Linked DNA regions of Homo sapiens: region 1 is linked to region 2. A link is a contact called in ENCODE Hi-C or POLR2A ChIA-PET data. All regions are on one chromosome and are shown on one strand. The core of a region is the stretch at or near the end of the contact, and the rest is flanking DNA. Distances in the headings are between cores, read along the strand shown. Region 1 overlaps UXS1 (UDP-glucuronate decarboxylase 1). Region 2 overlaps NCK2 (NCK adaptor protein 2).

Evidence for each region. Hi-C counts contacts between places; a loop is a spot of excess contacts on that map. ChIA-PET counts read pairs that join two places held with the same protein, here RNA polymerase II (POLR2A). Pooled maps may share reads with other maps.
Region 1: POLR2A ChIA-PET joins it to region 2 with 14 read pairs in activated naive CD4-positive, alpha-beta T cell. The contact joins two enhancer-like sites. A Hi-C loop is called at or near these places in 1 of 50 pooled maps. POLR2A ChIA-PET finds 5 or more read pairs at or near these places in 3 of 52 experiments (CD8-positive, alpha-beta T cell, activated CD8-positive, alpha-beta T cell and activated naive CD4-positive, alpha-beta T cell).

What each region holds. Positions count from the first base shown.
Region 1 is chr2:106,161,185-106,166,578 of GRCh38, reverse strand. UXS1 (UDP-glucuronate decarboxylase 1) reads left to right here. Exons shown (of 15, transcript NM_001253875.2): 2 at 496-523; 3 at 1,780-1,843; 4 at 2,869-2,912. Among named protein-coding and RNA genes, the nearest start is that of UXS1, 30 kb to the left of the region's middle. RefSeq lists enhancers at 989-1,508, 5,242-5,331, 5,342-5,394. Within about 2 kb of position 2,323, at least 4 of the 41 ENCODE cell types and tissues checked have a DNase peak (open chromatin) inside an H3K27ac peak, as active enhancers do.
Region 2 is chr2:105,811,026-105,816,668 of GRCh38, reverse strand. It overlaps NCK2 (NCK adaptor protein 2), which reads right to left. Exons shown (of 5, transcript NM_003581.5): 2 at 56-239. Among named protein-coding and RNA genes, the nearest start is that of NCK2, 69 kb to the right of the region's middle. RefSeq lists enhancers at 3,667-4,167, 4,168-4,668. Within about 2 kb of position 4,393, at least 17 of the 41 ENCODE cell types and tissues checked have a DNase peak (open chromatin) inside an H3K27ac peak, as active enhancers do.

The sequences.
Region 1 (5,394 bases), core at 1,074-3,573, 350 kb before region 2:
GCTGGAGAGTCATGAGCACGGAACTAAAGTCATGCCCTGCCATGCCCAGGGCCGGTTCTTTAAAGGTATTTTGTTTCTGCCCAGCTGCCTCAACCAATTATCTTTTTCCTGGGATTTTTGATACAAAAAACAATATATGGCCAATCAGTAGCTTATGTTATTTTAATGTAAATTCTTGATAACTTAGAAACTGCCTTTTCCTTTAAAAGCCCACTTGTCACTGCTGCTGATGGGAGCATATATTCAGGGCAACTTGAATTGATGTTCCTGGGTTGCAGTTCTCAAACTTGGCCTGAATAAACTCTACGATCCTGTTTTTACTTATTTTGTAGTAAGATTTAATTGTTTTGAAAACAAAGTATGCATTTTGTTGTCTTCGTAAGTTAATTTTCTTTGTAAAATTTAAAATATTGGTTAAAATTTAAGATTCCATCCATTGGAATCCCTGAAAGTTGTGGACTTAAACATTGACTTCCTTTTTTCTTTCTCTTACAGCTGTTTGGGGCAACTTCGTTAATATGAGGTAATTGTTTTTAATTACTTGGGTACTGTGGTTGGATTTTATAGACACATTTCAGTTGGTACATATATACCATGGATGTCATGGGTTAATTGAAAAATATTTTTAAAACAAAAGTGGGTTCTTGCTATTCACATATCTGAGCTGTTTCTTTTCTCCTATGGGTATTCTCAAGGAATGCAGCTGATTTTAACAATTACCAAGTAAGGCCCACAAGTAAAACAATGGTCGGCCACCCCCGCTTCCCTCCTTGTGTAGATAATAAAGGGTTGACCCTAGCTTATGTAAATTGTATTTCTGGGTGGATTGAGCAAGAACACTGAGGGGCTTTTGCAAAGCCTTCTGAGAAGGGAGCTGTCTTCGGGAAGCCATGGCAGGCCCATGACCTCAGGGGGCCAGCTAGTGGGTATCGATGCAGAGACCACCTATTTAGTCCAGCGTTAGGCCTGTATGCATCGTGTGTGCTTCTTCATAGGGCAGGAGGCACTCTTGTAAAAATAAAACTCGTGTTATCTCTTTACCAAATAAAAAAAAATAGCCTTTAAAAAAATCAGCAAAAAGAAATAAGCACTTATTGTAAAAACCATTTGGTACTGTTAATAGTTTTCCATGTAAAGGAAAATTTGCTCCACTTGGTTATGTTGTGAGAATCACTATTGTGATGATTAGGTTGGTATTGTAATGTAATGCGGCTGCACATGTCTACCAGGGTAAAAGGTTACTATGCCCTCAGGAGGCTTTTCATGTGGAGTTGGGTTTTGCAAGGTGGGTGGGATGGTGTCGATTTGATTCCTACCACCAGGGCATGTGTGTGTCTCCTGACAAAGGCTGCTGTGTATGACTAGGTGGGGTGCTCAGATCCCTTTTAAAGGAGCTCTGTGGTTTTACTTAAAAGACTCCATTTTTACATTAAATCCCCAGGAAAGCCCAGCAGGCACAAACACATACTCCTACAGACGCACTTCCTGCTTCAAATTTAAAATCCTGTGTTGGATGTAGCATAGCAGTGAGATTATTTTAGTTTAGTGGAAATAATCCATTAGGTAATACTGAGCATGTTCACAGATGGATTTAAGGGGAGTCCTTCCCTTTGGTTGTCTTCTTTTCCTCTGGTGCATCCCTTCTGGAGGGAATTGTACACATGACTGATACTTGAGCAGGAGACAGAGGTGGTCTGCATCCGTTGGGTTATGTTAGGGTAATTTATTCAGAAACAGTCTTAAAGTCACAAAGCCTTTCAGTTGATCTCAGTTTTATAGCTTTCTACTCAACAGGTCTATCCAGGAAAATGGTGAACTAAAAATTGAAAGCAAGATTGAAGAGGTTAGTCTTTTTTCTATTTTTGTATCTATTTCATCTGTATACTTGTCAATTTTACTTCCTTTGCTCGTGCTGTCATTCTTATTGTGGCAGCTTGATGCTGTTCTGTGATTTTGCAACCGTGTCTCAAAAAATTACTCCCTTATTTAAGAGGACATGCAGTCTGTTACTGTTGGTCCATTTTTGATGTATTAAAACAAATTCTACCTCAAAGGCAAAATGGATTTAGACTTTTACATGACTTTTCAGGTAAGCGTTTTTTAGAGAAAGGGAAGTGATTGCCTTTGGGAGATAGAGATGAGTACAAACATCCTCTCACTGGCACAGGTGCTGAAAAGAACAATGGCCACCAATCGGATGCTAGGCCACGTGCACAGATGGAGACGTTGCACACCCACCCAGCTGAAGGCTAGCACCTATGCTCAGTTATGCACCTCCTATTTAAATACATGTAGATACAGCCAGACCGTTGTAACATGGGCTGTGGGGGAGGGGATGGGAGGTTACTTACTTTGGATTTGAAGCCAACTTAGGGAGTCCTGGGAAGCCCTTGAGTTGCTGTCTTTCTGCCTGAGTCCACAGTGTCTACAGACGTGGATGTAGGTTGACTCACAGCCTGCAATTTATGTGCTGCAGCTGATAACATGAGTATACACAGTAATTGCAGAAACAAGATGTTAAGCTTTTGTGGGCCATGCTTAGGGGATTGTTCCTAAAAAGAGATGGATAGTGTTGATCTGTTTTTATGAGCCTGAAACACCTTTTACATTCTTCCTAGTAGGATGGGTGAGCAAAAACATTAATTGTCTCAGAAACCGAGGCATTTATGGAGTAAGAGTTCAAATGGACAGTTTATCTGTTCAATTCTAGCATTGTGATGCAAGTGGTGTATCTTAATTTCAAACTGGAAGTTAATTTGTAGAAGAAATTAAAACCTGTTTTGCCTTATCTGAAACATCAGAATGGGGTGAAAGGGGTTGAGAACTGTGTTTTTGCTTTAAAACTGATTTTTGTTATTATTGTTCTAGATGGTTGAACCACTAAGAGAGAAAATCAGAGATTTAGAAAAAAGGTATGTGTACTTTTTGTCTTAAAGTCAATAGTTAAAATAAGTTTGTCTCAATTGAGTAATTAATTCTGTTTGTTTGCTCCAAACTCTGCCAACCTAAATAAATGTCTGTATACGCATTTCCCCCACTTTGAGTGTAATACCCAGATAGAACATGGGGAGAAGAATCAATCTAGATGTGTTAAGATCTTCCTTCTTCAAACTCTGAACGTCTGAATTTCTGCAAATTTATTACATAGAAGTTGAGGCCAGGCCTCACATTTTCCTTGAACTTCTGCATATATTGATCAGTGGGATAGAATTCCAAAATAGGAGGACAATCCAGTGGGCCTGAAATGTACCATATGCAAACACCACAAAATAAGGATGTGGAGCCTATGGTGTGTCATGTGTAGTCATTTAGCTGCTTTTGTCACCAGAGTTCATGAGGAGGTTTCCAGAATTTAGTCCAGGTGAAGTGAGAGGGCAGAAGAATTATGTAATATGATAGAAATGTTTATTTGAGTCAGATTTCGGAGAGAACCCCTCCTCACCCTTTGGGACACTATTGCCCTCAGGTTCTCTCTCAGGCACTCCCGAGGCCGCTGAGCCTCAGCCTCCAGGACTTTCCTCTTGCACGTACTGTATGTGGAAAACTATCTAGAGTAGCAGTTGAATCTTCAGAAATTTTAGAAAGAAAAATGACAGCATTTATTAAAGTTGATGTGATTTTTTCCCCTTATTGGGATGAGTTTGGACGATGTGTGTCAGCATTGAATGAGCCTTTTATCAAGTCCAGAACAAAAATGAAAAAATGAAGAGCAGTTTTCCTTTGATTTTCATTAAATGATCGAAGGGAAATACGACTGGAGAAGAGTCATTAAACAAAATGTGTCATTCACTTGATTCTTATCCTCAACTGAGCAGTCAAGCAAACTGTTAATTTCAGCACTTATCAGAACAAAAGTTGTCAGTAATTTTTAACAGATTCCTTAGTAATATAAGGTTGTTACTTGTGCTTTAAATTTTTTTTGCCATGATTCTGTGCTTTAGTTATGCAGCTTGTAATATTTCCTTGGATGGGAGCCAGAAAATCTGCCTTTGATAAGACAGCAGAATTGAGAGATCTTAATTGAAGCTTTTTTTTTCTTTTTAGAAAAATTGGAACAATAAGAAATAACCCACCACACATTTTCTATATTGGTCTAAAAACTTGTCCACCAGTGATTATTTTCTTTAGACAATAGAATTTATTTATGAAAAGAAAAATGTCTCAATTCGATAACTTCCCTAAGGCAATAGCTTACAAACAAGAGCTCTCAACATGTGAGAATTATGCAATCTCTTTGATACTTTTGTGATATCTTTGAGTGTGTGCTTTTAAACTGGATGGAGAAGCACAAATAAGAATTCAATCCTAAGAATTTACTAATAATTTATTCTTGTCAACCTGTGAAACCGCCTTGAAAATAGTGGCAAAGGGCAAACATTTGCCTCTCGGGCTGCTTGCAGGTGACTCATTCTGGAATGGTTCCGTCCTTCAGGTTGGTCAGCAAGTCAGGTGATCCGCGTGCCTGCATTACTGTGTCAGAAGGTCAAGCGTAGGCCTGGCTAAAAAAGCGTGACGGTGGAAATTGATGGAACTCCGTCTAGCTTACTTTTCCTGACTCAGTGTGTGATAAAGATGATCAAACAACCATCTTGACACTGACAAGATAAGAATGTAACTGGAAATAGGTTTACTTGACGTGCTTGTCACTTTGAGCAAAGTGGCCCCCAAGAACTAAAGATATTTTTGGAAGTTACAGGTTATATTTGTACAGGGAAAGAAAGAAGACAGTGTCATTCTAGAATCCTGAGTAAATGGATTGTATGTGGGCTTTTTCTCTTTTACCACACTCCCATTGCTTAATACTTTGATTATATGCCATTTGTTTAATTTTAACTCTGTATCTTTAAATGTTCTTTGAATAGATGGCAAATGATAATTTAAATTCTAAGTAAGAATACTGCTTACTGGCTAAACAGTAAGTTTAATCTGGAATGGCATAAAATATTAATGATTAGTAAAGGACTAATTTGGGGTTGTAAGGAAAGATTTGTTACCTCATTCTGCCTCTGCTTGCTGGTTTCTCTCTCGCTTAGGAATGCAGGCCTCATGCCTCTGCTGCATTTTGCTGCTTAACCCCCAGTGCCTAGTGTAGAACGGAGCTTAATGGAAAGTTCCTGAATAAGTGGATGAGCCAGTACACTGGGTAGGATTTTCACCTGCTACAGGTCTTTAAGAAGCCTTGTGGGCCAGGCACGGTGTAATACCAGCACTTTGGGAAGCCTCGGCAGGCTGATGGCTTGAGCCCAGGAGTTCGAGCCCAGCCTGGGCAACATAATGAAACCTCATCTCTACAAGAAATACAAGGCTGCAGTGAGCTGTGATTATGCCGCTACACTCCATCTGGGGTGACAGAGTGTAAGACCTTGTCTCAAAAAAGGAAAAAAAAAAAAGGCC
Region 2 (5,643 bases), core at 3,144-5,643:
GCATTTGAAGCAAAAAGCTGCAACTTCTGTTTTAAGCAGAAAACTGCAGACTTACCTTTGGCACACAGTTGAGAGGTGACTGGCAAAACGCAGAACTCTTCAAAACGATGATGTTTTCAGCTAATTACACCTCTGAAGTTACAAAGCTGCAGGGATTCTCCAAATCCTCAAATCCAACTCAAATCTCAGCAGAGAATTATAATCTGGGACGTCGCTTGTATACAAAGAACACATGAAATCTAAAAAGAAAGAAGCATATATTAGGTCTGCTTGCTTCTTTGATTTTAAGTAACCACTTTTAAAAATAACTGGTTATTTATTTGCCTAAAACTAATGGGTTTTTTTGTTATTTATTTATTTTTTTGAGACAGGGTCTCCTCTGTCACCCAGGCTGGAGTGTGGTTGTACGATCTTACTTCACGGCAACTTGCACCTCCTGAGCTCAAGTGATCCTCCTGCCTAAGTCTCCCCATTAGCTGGGACCACAGGCATGCCACCACCCCTGGCTAATTTTATGTATTTTGAAACCAATGTTTTAAATATATCCCAGATTAAAGCTGCTCTGTGCCTAAAGACCTCCATCAACACACATGTACTCCCTCTTCCCACCTTTCATTCCCTGGGCAAGCTCCGACACTCGGGTTGGGGAGGGCCAACCACACACCCGGTGAACAGCAGGTGGAAGGAGGTGATGGGGTGTGGGGGAACAGCCAGCCCATAATCAAGGGACCTGAGCTCCCAGTCTCTTCCAGACTTCCTCCTCCCAATGAGCCCCACCTTTAAAAGCCTCCCAGAAATAAAAGGGAGTCTGCCCATTGGAAAGGTGGCCAGTCTGAGAGTCTAATGACGGAGAAGGGTTACAAAGGGCATGGATATTGTTTAGAGACTCGTTCCTCTCTTGGAGGTCTGTTGCACCAGCCATTTGTTGAGAAGCCACCAACCGGACCCATAGCCTTGGGCTAAAAAGCACCCCTAGTTTCAAGACTTCTGAGACGAACACTCCAAAACTAGAAGGAAGTTAAGATGAGAGGCACCTGACAAAGGTGACCAGCGCCCTCCTGGTTGTGGAGAGCTGGCAGCTGCGTTATGTTCACTGCACTTGGTAAGTATTTTCAGTCCTTGACTAACGTTTTCGAGGGGACCCTGGAGCACTCTGTGGACTTCAAGTGAGTTCACTGACATTTTTAATTACATTTCAAACCCAATGGGGATCTGTCTTGACAGTTCACTCACAGAAGATCTATTAATTCATCCCTAGCATGATTATGATCCAAAATGTTAAATACCCCATAGAAAAATCGAATTCTATTTTAGTCAAAGATAAGAAGATAATTCAAATAGGGCTATCATAAAAATGTTATAAGGCAAGTTCATAAATTTTGATTTAAAAATTAATTCCTTTTTATGTATTCTCTAGCACTGTTTTAAAGGCCGCATCATTTTAATACAGATATAATTTAAGGCAAGGAAAAGGTGATGGCCAAACACAGTGGGAATACATCTTTGGGCAAGAAGTTCAAACGTATACTAGGCAGATTGCCCTTCTCTCTGTTAAGTGTTTATAATAAAATGACAGGTCCTCTCGAGATGGAAGTATTGGAATCTGAACTCAGTTCTTGACCAAGAGTTCTTGTTTCTCATGCTGACACCACTGAACATCAGCAAAGGGCAATGTGCTGGGTACCATGCCCCAAACACCACCTCTGTATGTGTCATTTTCAGGGGCTATTATAAACGTTAAGTTGTGTTGTTAAGATTTTAACTGGGAAGTGAATTTGCCCAGAGTCTGCCTTCCACAGGCAAATGCAAGGAATTGTTTTATGCAGTTGTTTGGGCTGTCCAAATACAGGCCTCCCCCCTGTGTGCCCTGTGTCTCATGAGTAATATGATTTAATCCTTCTGATACACTGCCAGGATGGATTCTAATGCCCAAATGTACAGAGGAGTTCACTTTCTCAGTGACACTAAAGGTTTTTCCCAACCGACTGGAGAGTGAGGAATCACTTAGGCCTTGGACTCCGGATGAGTGGGCTTTGCACATCTCTAATCTCTTCTGCATGCGAACAGAGGAGAGACTCCTTATGCCAACAGCAAACCAAAAGCCTGAGCAGCTTCTCTACCAGACCCCGCAAAAGAACAATGAGCTGGATTTAGAACTTGAGTCCTTTGATACTAGGCACAGTGGGCAAGTCAGAACACGGCCTCTCCAAGCACAATCAGTAAAGGAAAAGCCAGACAGAACGGAGCAGGACTTGAACTAATGCAGCAGCTCCAACAAAAGTGAGGCTACTGAAAATCCATTGAAAGGTGCCAGTGGCCATCTGGGATTCAAGTGTAAAACGTGAAGGTTGCATGCGATGTTTTCCTTGAGAAAAGCATTCCACTGACAAACTGTCAATGTGTTAAGTGTACACCCTAAGTAGAATAAAACATGGTGGTCAACATCTCTCTCTCTGGGTTTAAATGAAGACTGCCCAAGTTTAACATGGGGCTCTTAGCTTATTCAAAACCTGTGTTAAGGAAGAGCATTTCAAAGCAGGTCTTAATTATAATCAGTGATCGAAATCCATCAGGAAAGTATACACTTTTGTGCAAAAAACAGTATCAGCCTGAAAGATAAACACCTATACGGTCACTTGGACTGTAGAAGGCCCTCACCAAAGGATTCAAGGATTTTCTACAGCCAGCTTCAGGACAGGAATATACAGAAGGAGTGTGTGCTTTTCTCTAAAAGTACTTCACTAGCACTACGTGCATCTCCCTTTAGAAATAAAGGAGGGAGGGCTGGAAGGCAATTAACACTGATACCGTACGTATCTCTTCATTTTAATGTGGATCCTTAATACTACAAAATTTTACCACTGCAAAATCCAAGGGATTATCTGAATTCTCTGTAACCTTAAAATTTGCTTTTTTTCCACTAAAGCCACAACCCAGGGTTTTCCAGTGTTTTCAGCAGCACTTAGCTGCAGTGTTGGGCGAGTGTGCTGAGCACTGCCAGGCCACACTACTTGTCCCAGGCGCAGGGCCAGGCAGTGAGATGCCCCCCTGCAAGCAGTCGTGGCCGATTCTGCATCCCCAATGCCTGTGTGGTGCTGGCGCAGTGTCTTCTGCTGCACCTGGGCTGGTTTCCTCCAACTATCAGCATCTGAGAGGGAAGTCCAGTGATGAGGTCCCTGACTAAGGCAACTCCAGAGGAGCAGTTCAGGGTTAAGAAGGGAGTTATGAGCCTTGTTCTGATGACAGCCCAAGGCTGTGAGCTTTGTGGACATAATACCACTGGGTGCTGTCACTCAACCTGTTTTTGAGGTGGCCTATTTGTCCAGAAAACTGAAGTCACCAAGAGACTAAAGTCAGCCTTCAGGAGGCTCAGGGAATCCCTCCTCTCCCACTGTCCAAATGATAGAAACGGTGACAGGCTGGGAGAAGAACATGTTCTGATTCCAGTGAGACACTCGCCGTGGCTTCACCTTAGCATCAGCTGCAAGAATCGTCACAGCAACCCTGGGAGATACATCTTATCATTCAGCCCAGGAACCAAATGACCAGATGTCTCACAACCAGAATTTGAATGCACACTTGTCTGATTTTAAAGCCAGAGTGCTCCTTCTCCTGACAAAGATCACCACGAAAGGGCTAGAACCTTGACAGTCGCATTCTGCAAATCGCATCTGCTGATGCCATCTGTCTGGGGTATCTGCCACCCTGGGTGGCCGGCTCCAACCTCTCAAATCAGCTAGGAACCATGTCAGGCTACATCAAGAAGCAAGCCCATGAATGTACACACACCAAGTTTGTTTTCAACGTTACTGCTTCTCTTAGATGTTAGCACAGGAGGGAAAAAAAAAAAAAAGCCTTGTTGAATAGTGTCACCTGGCTTCAGTAATGAGCAGATGTTGGACTCGGGTGTGTATCATAACCAAATCTAATCTGTGTTACACATGGAGAGAACCACTCCAGATCCCTAGTCTGTAGCCAGAGCTAAGGCAATTGTCCTTTTCCTTTTATTTAAAAAGAAAAACAAAAAAGCATGGATTAGCATAGGCCTCAGAGCTCTCAAATGCCTTGTCTTACCCTTCCCTCCTCCCTCCCTGACCAAGGAGGCCCAGCAGAGGCCTGCAAGTGGATCTCCCGTTCAGAGTACGGAGGCGGCAGTGCCAGCCCAACACAGCACGGGGTCAGCGCTGTCTGAGGGAATTCTGGCAGAGCTAGCTATATTTCATTCCTAGTGAACCACTTGGAAGAGAACCTTATTCAAGTGGGAAAAGGCTGGTTTCAGATACTGAACAAAGCTACACAAGTTTCTTTGAGTGGTTTGGCCAAAGTTCAACCCATGTGGACTGATACTGAGCAGCTTAGATGTGTTTATCAATCCGAAACTCAAAGGTGTCCAAGGAGATGACCTCAGCTGTCTCTTAATCATCCAGTGCACAGTGGTTCCCAGGCAGGGTTTAGAAACAGCTGAAGCAGCTTCAAAAAGCCTCACTGCAATTAGATTTTTCACTCAAGATAAAGCTGTCCTGAAAAGTAAAAGTATCAAGTTTTTCTGCACTAGGCTGAAATTATATCAATTCCATATATTAATGCTGGTTAGTAGGTTAATTAGAAGCTGATTAATGAAAACACGAGGGAAAAAACAGAACTAATTTCTAATTCTCTAGAAAGCCAAAGAGTGGCCAAGGCAGGTGTTTGCAGGAGAAAAGTGACTGATTAGAGTTTAAGGTCTGTCAGTTCTAGGTTCTGGAATAATGATTTCTGCCTTCAAATACTCCAGAACTGAGAAAAGAAGGAAATAGCAAGCAGTAGGTCAATCGATGGGCGAAACCCCTATTAACTGTACTAGGGGAGGCACCAGGTTCAAGAGGCTGAAGAGATCCAGAGCCAGCCAGGGTTTTATTAGGGGCTTACAGAGAAGGGAGAGAGTCCAGTGGCAGCGGGCTGGACAGGAGACCCGCACCCGCCTGCAAGCATCATGCAATTCATGTAGCATTTTCACTGAACACACTCCCTGACAAAGGACCTCCACCTGGCATCCTTCATGCAACCCAAAACTCAGGGCCTCAATCACACCTGTTCCACGAGACAAGCTGCAGGGACTCAGATGCTCCTTAAAGACAAGGACTGAATCTCCAGGCTGGCAACTTCTGGATTCCCTAGCTGGGAACACACATTCAGGTACGTCTGCCACACAAGGTCATTCTAAGGGTCTGCTTAAGTTATTGCTGGCAGGTGTGTTTACCCTACATCATCCATATATAATGAGAAGCAAATTACAGCCAGAAAAGGAAGCAACAAGGCCATGGGTCAGGATGACAGGGCTGTAGGCCTAACTTGGCCACCAAATGCCTCTCTGTTCCCTCATCCACCACCCCACTCAACTCCAATCCTATATCTTTGGGACATATGGGAATGGACATTATCAAAAATTGATGATGTGGTGCCAAAAATGTATCAAAGCTTACTAAAATAATAGAAGAAAGCCATAATGCATTTTTTTTTTTTTTTTGCACTCTGTCACCAGGCTGGAGTGCAGTGGTGCAATCTCGGCTCACTGCAACCTCTGCCTCCTAGGTTCAAGTGATTCTCTTACCTCAGCCTCCCGAGTAGCTGGGACTACAGGCACACCCCACCACACCCAGCTAC